Linked DNA regions of Mus musculus: region 1 is linked to region 2. Evidence: chromatin contacts called from ENCODE Hi-C or POLR2A ChIA-PET data. All regions are on one chromosome and are shown on one strand. Each heading gives the region's core, a stretch centred on a gene start or an enhancer-like site at or near the end of the contact. The rest is flanking DNA. Distances are from core to core; before and after follow the strand shown. Region 1 overlaps Hk2 (hexokinase 2). Region 2 holds the start of Hk2 (hexokinase 2).

The links. A loop is a pair of places that touch in the nucleus more often than their neighbours do. ChIA-PET counts read pairs that join two places held with the same protein, here RNA polymerase II (POLR2A).
Region 1: a map of heart shows a loop between it and region 2 (6-fold over the local background). The contact joins the enhancer-like site here to the promoter of Hk2 in region 2. A Hi-C loop is called at or near these places in 9 of 37 maps with a recorded cell type or tissue (T-helper 1 cell, T-helper 17 cell, T-helper 2 cell and 2 more). POLR2A ChIA-PET finds 5 or more read pairs at or near these places in 4 of 5 experiments (Patski and embryonic stem cell).

Annotation. Positions count from the first base shown.
Region 1 is chr6:82,737,291-82,743,121 of GRCm38, forward strand. Hk2 (hexokinase 2) reads right to left here. Exons shown (of 18, transcript NM_013820.3): 7 at 5,513-5,696; 8 at 2,229-2,384; 9 at 997-1,230. Among named protein-coding and RNA genes, the nearest start is that of Gm32480, 25 kb to the left of the region's middle. Within about 2 kb of position 3,186, at least 1 of the 3 ENCODE cell types and tissues checked has a DNase peak (open chromatin) inside an H3K27ac peak, as active enhancers do; it is heart, where a contact is called at or near this core.
Region 2 is chr6:82,772,108-82,777,730 of GRCm38, forward strand. Hk2 (hexokinase 2) reads right to left here and starts at 2,347. Exons shown (of 18, transcript NM_013820.3): 1 at 1,811-2,347. The coding sequence starts at 1,873.

The DNA.
Region 1 (5,831 bases), core at 1,936-4,435, 34 kb before region 2:
GAGACAGTGAGAATGTTTAATTAGGGAGAAGCTCTTGGGTGGCGGCCCCCTGCAGCTTCCACGGAGCGCAGACTGCTGCGGACAGCACAGCCCAGCCCAGCAATTCCAAGGCTCCTCTCCCAGACCACCCACACCCACACAGATAGCAAGCAGCCTCGCGGCAGGCCAGTCACTGTAAAAGTCAGCCTCACCCAGTCACTGAGCCAGAACCGGCCTCTTAACCACATTCCCAGGTTATCCATGTTCCTACAGCCCTGGGCTAGAATGCTGAAGATGGATCTCAGAGCCAGATGGCAGCCACCAGCTCAGTTAAAGGTGCCCTGACCTGGCACTCACACTGAGAAAATGACAGAAAAATACGGGAACACAAAAGACCTCTTCTGGATCTCAGGTGAGATATGAACAGTTTGGAATAGACGAACAAAGGGACATGACAGGGCGGGAACAATCCGACACTAAAATCAGGAGAGGCTGGCGTCTTCAAGGTTGGATGGCCACTAACAGAGGGCATGGTACCCACATGAACCAGTCAGAGTAATGGAAGAACAAGGAATGAATCAGTAACTCATAAAAAGAGGGAGGTGGCCCGGGATGATGTTGGGTTGTGAGGACGTGCTTGCCTGCCATGCACAGAGCATTCAATGGCAAACTCTGCAGAAAGGTGGTACACACCTGTGATCCTAGAACTTGGGAGGCGGGGACAGACAAGAGGATCAGAATTTAAGTTCGCCATGGGCACAGATTGAGTCTAAGGCCAGCCTGGGAGGGACTAGAGGACAAGCCTGTCTCAAAACAGAGCGGAAGAGGAGGCAGCAAGCCAAGGACTCAGCAACCAGGAGCTCTAAACAGAGGGCAAGCCATCAGCTGCCTTCAGAAAGCAATCCCACTCATACCAAGTGACTGGAGAACACTTATGCTGTCTGGAAAGCAATACAGAGCTGCCTCATGGAGTCTCCAGGGGACCCTTCTGTTCCCAGCCCCGGCTTGCTCACTCACTGGGGATGTTTCTTGTAGACAGAGCCATCCACGCCGATGGTGGAGCGGAGTCGCTCCTCGCCCTTGTTCTCTTTGATCCGCCACAGCACCGCGGCCAGGGTGGCTGCACACAGGCTGGCTGAGCGCGTGGACACAATCTGGCAGATTCGGTGCGTGGCCACACAGTCCTCCTGCAGCGGGCTCAGACCCAGGCGCACCAGGATCTGGTAGGCCTTCTGAATTCCGTCCTTATCGCTGGGAAACAGATAGGGTGTGAGCAGTGTTGAATTCACTGTGGCCAGCAGTTCAAGGCTCCTCTCCCAGACCACCCACACCCGAGTATACACACACACACACACACACACACACAGAGGGAGGTCTGCTTTCTGTCGGCACTCTTTTATTTTCCACAAGGAAAACCTCGAAGTTCCTTTGTGTGTATCTTATAAAGACAAGACCCTGGTTTCGCCGCTGCAAATGGGGAGCAAGCGAGCATGTGGGTTCCTGCTCTCTGTTCCCCTCAAAGTATATGAATGGCAACCTTTGAGTACTTGAAGCCAGTGTGGACCCTACCTGTTGGCTCTCTGCAACGGCAAAAGCCAGTCTATGTCTGAAGACACGGGAAAAGGCTGGAGGTAGGGCCTGAGCCTCTCCTTGAGGAGCCCCATGCCTCTATATCACGCGCCTTCATCTCCCTTTGGGCTTAACAAAGGGCAGGCAGAACTGCTCCGAGGGTCCTCGTTAGCAAAGTTCTTTGAACTATTTCATTGCCCTTCTTTGCCACTAAAACTACTTCCTCGCTCCATCACGTCCCTGAAACTATAAGACCCCCTTCAATCAAGTAGAAATCTCAAGCGAGAACAGCAGATCTAAATCTTTGGAACATTGTTTAGTGAAAGCCTTTGCTCCCATTCCCGAGCTCACTGGGAAAAGCAAACCCTTGGCAAACACAAGAGCCCGAGTTCAATCCCCACAATTTATGTCTAAAAGAGGAGGTGGAGGCCGGTGGGCCCTTGGAGGCTCAGTAGTCAGTTAGCCTAGCTTACTTAGTAAATTCCAGGCCAGTGAGAAGTCTGTCTTAAAGGTAGACACTTTGCAGAACACATACCCAAGGCTTAACACACACACACACACACACACACACACACACACACACACACACACCTCCAAGCCATGCCTCTTATTTCCCTCCCAGTTCCTGCCCTACTCATGGAGACTTGGTAAGCAGAGAGGCAGTGGGCCCAGACACTTACTCTTCAATATCCGAGACATCTTTGGTCTCGAAGGAGCCAGTGGTAAGGAGCTCTGGGCTGAGTTTCCCTTGGAACAGCAGCTCGGCCTTGGCCATCTTCACCAGGATGAGTCTGACCAGCTCCCCCATGTACATCCCGCTGATCATCTTCTCAAACCTGCAGAGACAGACCAGTGACGTCCCACCATCAACAGATGTACACCCTCTCTCCTCCAGAGGAGGGCAAACACGCATAGCGAGACTCTGTCTCAAGAAAAAATGTATCAAAGCAACAACAACAAGGCTTACAGAGGTTCCCAATAGGAAACAAGGTGGCTATAAGTAGATCAAGGTACAGATCTTCCCACTCATCCACTGACACTGCCTTCCCCAATTGTGAATTCAAGAAAATGGGTGACAATAACCTGGCAGAGGCTAGGAGGTGGTCAGGCACGTCTTTAATCAGCATTTGGGAGGCAGAGGCAGTTCAAGGCTAGCCTGGTCTTTAAAAAAAAAAAAAAAAGCCAGTAAGTAACCTGGACAGAGATTGGGGTAAAGTTCCAGGGCAGGCTAAAAGAGGGCTCAAAAATCTTGTGGTGAGCCGGGCGGTGGTGGTGCATGCCTTTAGTGCCAGCACTTGGGAGGCAGAGGCAGGTGGATTTCTGAGTTCGAGGCCAGCCTGGTCTACAGAGTGAGTTCCAGGACAGTCAGGGCTACACAGAGAAACCCTGTCTCAAAAAACAAAACAAAAAACAAAAAGAATCTAGTGGTGAACGGGTTGAAAGCCAAAGGAAGAAATCAGGGCCAGCACTTAAGGAAGTCCAGTAGTTTAATTTTCCACCACTAGGTGGCACTCTTCTTTAGCGATTGCTCTTTTTGCCTGGGCCCACGTGACAGAAGAAACCAAGCCCTTCGGAATATCTTCTGGGTAAAGAAAACCCCTTGATGTCTCATAAAGGATCAGAGTCTAACAGACAGGAAGCATAATGGGCTGTGTACTAACTAGGATGGGCCACACCACCCAGGAGGCCCAGCAGGGGTGTGGCACAGAACACCTAACAGAAACTGAAAACCGGGCCCTCAATCAGCAAGATGGGACTTGCTCATAGTAAAGGAGCACTGGCAACGTGGTTCCAGACACCAGCTATGCCAACATTTAGGAGGTTGAGGCAAGAGGATCAAGTTTCAGGCTAGCCTAGGCTACACGGTGAGACCCTATCTCAAACATTAGAGAAATGGTTCTACGGTTCAGAGTGAGGACCACTCTGGCAGAACAAAATTTGATTCCCAGCACTCAGGACTATGTGTAATTCTAGTTTCAGGGGCCCTCTTCTGGCCTCCCCAACATGCATACAGCGCACTTAAAGACATGCAAAAAAGTCACTGATGCTCATAACGTGAATAGATAAATGGGAGACAGGGGACGCATGCCTTTAATCCCAGCACTAAGGAGGCAAAGGCAGGCAGATCTCTGGGAATTGAGGCCAGCCTGGTCTACAAATTGAGTTCCAGCACAGCCAGGGCTACACAGAGAAACCCTGTCTCAGAAGGAAAAAAAAAAAAAGTCAAGGTCATCTCAGAAAGTGAGTCCAAAATCAGCTAGGGTCACAGGAGAAGCTGTCTCAAAAAGCAAAAACCCAAAGTTCCAACACAGCAACTATTTCTGATAAGTAGCAACCCGGCTTCAGGCTTCAGCACTGCAGAATTCCAACGTCTACATGACGCTGTCCTTCGTCAGTGGCTCTTTACAACAATGACTGCCCAGCAGGACTTCAGGGTCACCCCAGTGGATAGTTTGGAAGACTCCCTTCCAATCACTGTCAGTCATCTATGGCTAAGCCAGTGCGGTTGCTCATTTTATCTTTGGACTCTCCCAAGGACACGTGGCTCCTCACAGGGACTTGGGTTCATCCCACTGAGGGAAGAGGCACTGAGTGAATGGCTTCCCAGCTAATCTCTCAGCACCCACAGCAGACACAACCACAGGATCCTAAAGGAAGTGAAAGAGCAGAGACTCACATCTCAACACGGAGGGGAGAAGCCTGTGACTTAAGGGAAGGCTCCCCATCTCCTTTTCCAAATAGAGATCAGAACTAAGTTTTTCTAAAACACTCACGGCACCACGAGAACCACAGAGATAAATGGTTCATTGCTCAAAATGGTTTTGCAACTGCTGTTTAGCCCTTGCAGCAGCTGCCAATCCTGTTTCAAGATCTTCCACAGAGAAGTTTTGCAAATTCGAGAAAATAAGGTTGTGTAAGAGTCGAAAGGAGGGCCAGTGAGATGGCTCAGCAGGGGCTGCTCTTGAAAAGAACCCAGATCCAATCAATACCCAGCACACACATGGTGGTTCACAACCATGTGTGACTCCAGTTCCAGGGGAGCCAATGCCCTCTTCAAAATCTCCAGTCACCAAGTACACATGAAGAAGAAAAGAAATACAAAGCCTTAAAAAAAAGAGCCAAAAGTAACAAAAAATAAGACTGGTGCATATAAGATTCAGGGTACAAAATGCTAAGCTTTTGCCTCCAATTTTCCCTAGGTCATAACTGGCCCAGAGGCCTAGTGTGAATGAAGACACAAGGCCTGGGACTCTGAATAAGCGGTGATTTAAAAAAAAAAAAAAAGTCAACACAGGGTAGCACATCTTTAATCCCAGCACTTAGGAAGCAGAGGCAGGTGGGTGTCTGTGAGTTTGAATCCAGCTTTCGTCTACCTAGTCAGCTCCAGGCCACCAGAAACTAAACAGTGAGACCCCGTCTCAAACAAAACAAAAAGCCAAATCAAGGCCAGGCTTGTAACTCCCTTGGTAGTGTTTGCTCAGGGTTCAATTCCCATCATCAAATAATACCAGCTACTTGCTGCAATCTTGGCATCCAGGCAGTGATGGGCCAAAAGCCACAAAACAGTGCCTTTAAGAGCCTCATCTTGCCGGGCAGTGGTGGCACATACCTTTAATCCCAGTACTTGGGAGGCAGAGGCAGCAGAACTCTGAGTTTGAGACTAGTTTGGTCTACAGAGTGAGTTCCAGAACATCCAGGGCTACCCAGAGGGCTGCTGACCAAGACTCTGTATTGAGAAGAACCCAAGCAAAAGCATGACCACCCGAAGGGCTTCTCTCTGCTTTCAGCCCCTTTGCAGTCTTATGATCATGACCATTCCCACAACTCGTGTGCCTCCACAACCCTTTGGGGATAATGCAAAGGAAGCGTGGAGACAAGCCCTTGCTGTGTGTGGCAGTCCCCCCTCAGCTCCACACCCTATCCACTCACCCACCCACTCACCCCAAAGGAAGATGCTACTTACAGCTGCTTCCCAGGGTTCAGTGAGCCCATGTCGATCTCTCTGTCAAACTCAGTTCGGATGTCATTGAGTGTACCGTCGTCCCCAAAGGCCCCCCACTCCATGTTGATGCACATCCGTCCCTCGTCGCCCTCCACCATGTCAATGTGACGCATCTCCTCCATGTAGCAGGCATTACTGCCAGTACCTGATCAAAGGAAGAAACTGTTCAGTGCCAAGTGGGCTATCTATCGTCTTAGCAGCCTCCCTCTTCACTGCTTGTAGAAGTCTGCCTAGGGGCTGAGATTCCTCACGGCAGCCTCCTGGGACAACACAACATGAT
Region 2 (5,623 bases), core at 1,097-3,596:
AAGTGTCCTGGGGTTGGGAGTGTAAAGAAAAACGTAAAGGAACAAAAGGCTCACATCGTGGTGCCCAGTCAGTCACCATAAAATGGGATGGGCACAGTCACCTGCATCTTGTAGGAACAGGCCTCCCAAGAGGCTCTGGGTGGCGAATGAACCACAAGACAGAAGTTAGAACTCACTTTCAGATACTCTGGTTAATTCCCTTTCCATTCCCGGGAACAGACGATTCTACCGCACGTCCCTAGGGGTGTCTACCTGTCGTGCAACCACAGTCCCATCATCGGAGAGAAAGTTCATAAAAAGAATCCAGATGTCCAAGAGGAAAATTCACTCTCCCTAGGACTAGAGAGTCTTCCTCCACTTTGTGTTTTAGGAATTGTCAAGAGTTGGCTGAATCAATAGATAAGCCCAATGGAGCCTGCAAAATCATGCCAGCCTAAAGGCAAATGTCTAAACAAACCGAATTAAAGCGAAGGGCCACGTCCCAAGATATTAGAGAAAAACCAACCGATAAACTCAAATCAGGTACCTCTCTCAAATCTGAGGTTCATCTGCCAGGGCCCTGGATACATCAAAAGCAACCGACCAACCTCTCCCACGCAGTCAGGACCAAGAGAAGAGGGGGGAGGGGGCTGGAACGTGGTCAAGGCACTTTCCCTAAAATTTGTTCCTGTGAGACACTGTAATTTCAAATGTGTAACTGAGCTCTAACACAAACCTCTGGACAGCACCCACCCTCGGCCCCTGCCCCATACTAGACCATTCCCTCTCCTAAATCCTGGACTAGGGTAGGAACCAATCCCGTAATCCTGGGTATTTTAGAAACTCAATTCTCCTGGGAGTTAGAGCGCTCCGGGCCTGGCTCCGGTCCACCCCCACCTCTCTAGCCCGAAGAGGAGAGTGAGGCTCCAAGCAGGGCCGGAGGCGCTTTCTTATGTAAATGGCGCGCCGAGAGAACTGGAGTTTGCCGGGAAGGCAGAGTGAGGTGGGCTCAGGAAGGTCAGAGCGACTAAAGGTTCATTTTCAGAAACCAAGAAAACAAAACAAAAACAAAAAAGAAAAAAAAGAACTCTGGGGATCGTGGGGTGGGAAGATGAGTCCATTCCGTGTAACTTTTAGTTCCAAATCAGAACATACTATCCAAAATCCGCCCTCAACTCGGCGGCCAGACACGGGGACGAGGCGGGGCGGTCCCCAGGAAGGTCTGCTGTGAGGGGGCGCCCCTTTCGAGCCTCAGTTCCGGGCAGTTCAGTTCCGGGGAGGGGGCGCGGCAGGCTAGTCTTTCTGCGCCCTTTCCCGCTCCTTCCTGGGTGGCTCTCTCCCCCACCCCACCCCCGATCCACCCCCAAGGAGCGCCACGAGGAACCGAAGGCCTCTTCAACACATCCTTAAATTCAAGAGGGCCGGGCCCCAGCTGCTACACGCTTCCACCCCGCCTCCTCCCCTAAGCAGGATTCTTCCCCACGTGCTCCTGCCGGAACTCGGGGCTGCAGAAGGGGGCTCCTCCCACGTGGGCGCAGCAGTCTCAGACTACGTGCAGGGCGGCCGTCCCATCAAGAAATTAGGGGCTCTAAGGGTGGGGAGGGTGCGCGCAGGTCCCGGGTAGGTGGGACTATCGATGGTGAGCGGTCGGGCCACGAGGGTGCCTAGCAGACGTGGCTTCTCGCGCGCAGGACTTTCCCAGCTACCCAGACTGGTTCCACGTCTCCAGCCCCGAAGGAGGAGGAAGCAGGTCCTCTGCGTGCTCCAGATTCCGGGAGAGCACGCAACTTGGTCCGAAGCGAGCCAGAAGCTCCCGCCCGTGCCGACTTACCTTCTGCACTTGGTTTTGGTTGAGCTCCGTGAATAAGCAGGCGATCATATGCGAGGCGATCATCTTGTTGCGGCGAGTCGGGGCCAAATAGAGAAACCGAGGCTCGAGCGCTACCGATGGAGCAGGCAGCGCTGTCCGACCGCTTTGAAACCAGGCCCGGGTGTCCGGCTGGGATCGAAGACTCCAGGAGCCACACAAAGAAGCTTAACCACGATGGCTCACCAGCTGAGGGCCTCAAGTTTCCAGAAACAGGGTTTTTTTTTTTCTTTTTTTCAATTTTTTTAATCACAACTACTAGAAGGTACCCTAAGTCTCACTCCTGCCGACCGGTCTAGCTGCTTAGCGTCCCGTCGCTAACTTCACTCACTGGGTCACTAAGGCTCAACTTCGGAAAAAAATGACAGTTCTGTTCCAATCCGGCGATCGCACCTATCAGAGTCACTGGCGTGATGCTCCTGCCCTCGGATCTCCAAAGCAGAACAACTCCGGGTAGCCTGTGGTGTCCTGAGACTCCAGCACTGGAGTTGGTGCAACAATGTGGCTTATTGAGGGGCTGCCGGCTCTTTGGGCCGCCCCGGACAGTGACGTGGATGTGCTCATTGGCTGCGGGAAGAGGGTGTGTGCGCTCTTCGGCTGTCCGCCCGCGGTCCACAGCCAATCAGCGCCTAGAGCCCGCGGGCGCGGCTGCTCCAGCACCCAAGCAGGCGGCGGGAGAGACGCGCCCGAGGCTAGGGGCGGAGCTGGGCGCCAGAGTTGGGACGTGTGTTCCGTGGCTAGAGCTCGGGACTCCAGGGCGCATGAGCCACCGCCGCGTCAGGCTCAGCTTCGGGTGGGGGGCGCGTGATCGCGGACCCAAGAGATGTTGGGCGACTGGAAAGACAAGTGATCGTAGCAGCACACGCCATAATCTGGTATCTGGGGATCATGTGAGGGGCTGCCACTGCCCTGTGACAAGTCTGAAGCACCGTGATTCTCATCTTAATTGTAGCTCAACGAGTCAGCGGATCCCTGAAGCTAAGCCATTACAAAAGTCAGCCCTTCTTAATATCACACCAATATAGCATATGGATTTTACTAACCCCGTTTTACAGATTGGGGAACTAGGCACTGTGCTGTTAGTGAGTTTTGCCCAAGGTCACACCCCTAACAAATGGTAGATGAAGACAGGAACACATCTTACTCTGAAATGCAATTCCCCCACCCCCGGTATATTATCCAGCCTTTCTTGAAGCCAGCAAAGGCTGGAGAGAAACTTTGTTTGTAGCTGGGACTGATAGATGGGAGGAGAAAGGGCACCTGTAACAGCTTGATCCTAGGCTCAAGTGGTGTGAAATGGTTTATAGATGCTGAGAAGAGCCCGCCTCGACCTCAGCTCATGCCTGACACCAGACTCTAAGTTGACATTTATGAGTAGACGCCATCAATATTGAAATAGCACCTCAGATGACATGAAGTTGGTGCTGGTGGAGAATGGAAAGCCAGGAGTTTGAAAGTTACATGGAAGGAAGATAAAGCCTACCATTTCCAAATAATCTCACTCCCCAAGCCCTCTCTCCACCTCCGGAGTGGCATGTGCCACTACTGGGGATCTAACATGGGACTTTGTGCGTGCTAGAAAAGCACCCTGCCCACTGAGGTACACCCCAGCCCTAAAAAGGCTCTGCTCCACTTTCTATGATGTGGTTCATCTATTTCCTCTCTGGGTGATCCCTCTTAGCGCCATCGTCAGCAGTTACACCATCCGCACACAGGTAACTCACAAACCTAATCTACAAGCGAGGACTTTCCCCAGGGATTCTGGCTTTCTTAACCAGCTGTCATTTGTCATCCCTGTGGAGGTGACTAGTGTCTCACACTTAACATGTACTAGGCTGAACTTCCCAGGGTCACCCCCCCCCCTTTTACCAATTGTCTCCACAAATGACGTCACCATCCATGGTTTTCTCCCTGCTCTTACATCTATTCACACCATCAGTGAACAGTTAGTCTAACTTAGCAAATCAAAGAGGCCAGACCCTCATAGCCAGGCCACCGATGACTCCACCAGAGCCTGTGTAATTTCACTTAGCTGCTGTTTTTAGGTACCTCTAGCTTGACCACTGTGATCCCTCGTTCACTCAGGAGCTAAAGAGACTTGTTTAAAATACAAACCAGTGCTTCATGTAGTGGCACACACTCGTAGTTCCAGTGATTCAGAGGTGGAGGCAGAAGAGTCAGGAATTCAAAGCCAACTTGGATAGCTTGATAGATACGCTAGGTAGGTAGGTAGGTAGGTAGATAGATAGATAGATAGATAGATAGATAGATAGATAGATAGATAGATAGATAGATAAGAGATAAGATTAGATTGGTTGATAGATATATACCAGACTGTCTTGGGGTGGTGGTGTCTTAAAACCATTGTTTTTCTTCAACTAAAATCCAAACTCCTAAGAGTAACTATTAGAAATAATTTTTAAGGCTGGACATGGTGGCACATGCCTTTAATCACAGCACTTGGGAGGCAGAGGCAGGCATATCTTTGAGCTCCAGGCCAGCTTGGTTTACCAAGCAAGTAGACTTGGAAGAGATACTCAACGAAACCCTGTCAAGAAGAAGGAGGAGGAGGAGGAAGAGGGGAGGAAGAGGAGGAGGAGAAGGAGAAGAAGGAAGAAGAAGGAGAAGAAGAAGAAGAAGAAGAAGAAGAAGAAGAAGAAGAAGAAGAAGAAGAAGAAGAAGAAGAAGAAGAAGAAGTAGTAGTTGTTTTAGAGCCAGGCAACAGCACTTTGTGAGTTCAAGGCTGCAAGCATGGTCAACAAATTCCAGGACAGCCAGTGCTACACAGAGAGACCCTGTCTTGGAAAAACAAAAAAACAAAAACAAAATTGAAAACAAAACAACAACAAAAACAAACAAACAAAAATGTTTCTGCCTCAGCCCCCACACCCAGGCGGTGGGATCTAAGGTATGTGCCACCACACCCGGCTCATTTTCTAAGGGTTATCGTCCTTCTGTCCTACCTGACTGAACAAGAGTCTACATCTACATTGTTCCCTTCTATTTGCAGAGCCTCAGGTGGAGGCACTCTATCACATGGTAGGCATTTACTGTGTGAGTTAGTAGATGATTTAGCAATGACTCTTATGTCACATATGATTATAGGACACCAAAGAGAGACTTTCATTTTCTATATTAGTTCTCAAGTCCTTTCCACTGGTCTGTCCTCACAGCTCACCAGGATCTTTAACCCAGTTGCAGCAGCTTCATAACCCAGCTTTCCTCTCTTGATGCAGATAAACCAGAGGTGTCTGATACAGACTCTGAGATGCTTAAAGCAGAGACTGAATCCTCATCTGATGTGTTTCTGTAGGACAGAAGCTGCCTTCCACATGAATGGGAGGAAAGGATCAGGCCAGGGGAAGAAGAGACAGGAACTCCCAGATAAGATAAAGAAAGGGGCGAGACTAGCGTGAAGCAGGGAGTCTGATTAAGGCTTTAGGTGTTCAGAAGTCTGAGGCAGAATTGATGGCATAGGTTAAAGATAAGCAGCAAAGACAAAAAAAAAAAAAAAAGACCTATTTCCTAGACACACTTTGGGTGCTGGCAGGATGGCTCAGTGGGTAAAGGCGCTTGTTGCTAAACCTTGACTACTTGAGTTTGATCCCTAAGACCCATTTGGTCAAAGGAGAGAATCAACTCAGGAAAATTGCCTTCTGACTTTCACACACATACCATGGCATGCATACACCTACACGCATAGGCACATATGTAATAAAAATATTTTAGAGACACTTAAAAACCAATAGTTAAATCAGTATATAAAATCATTTACCT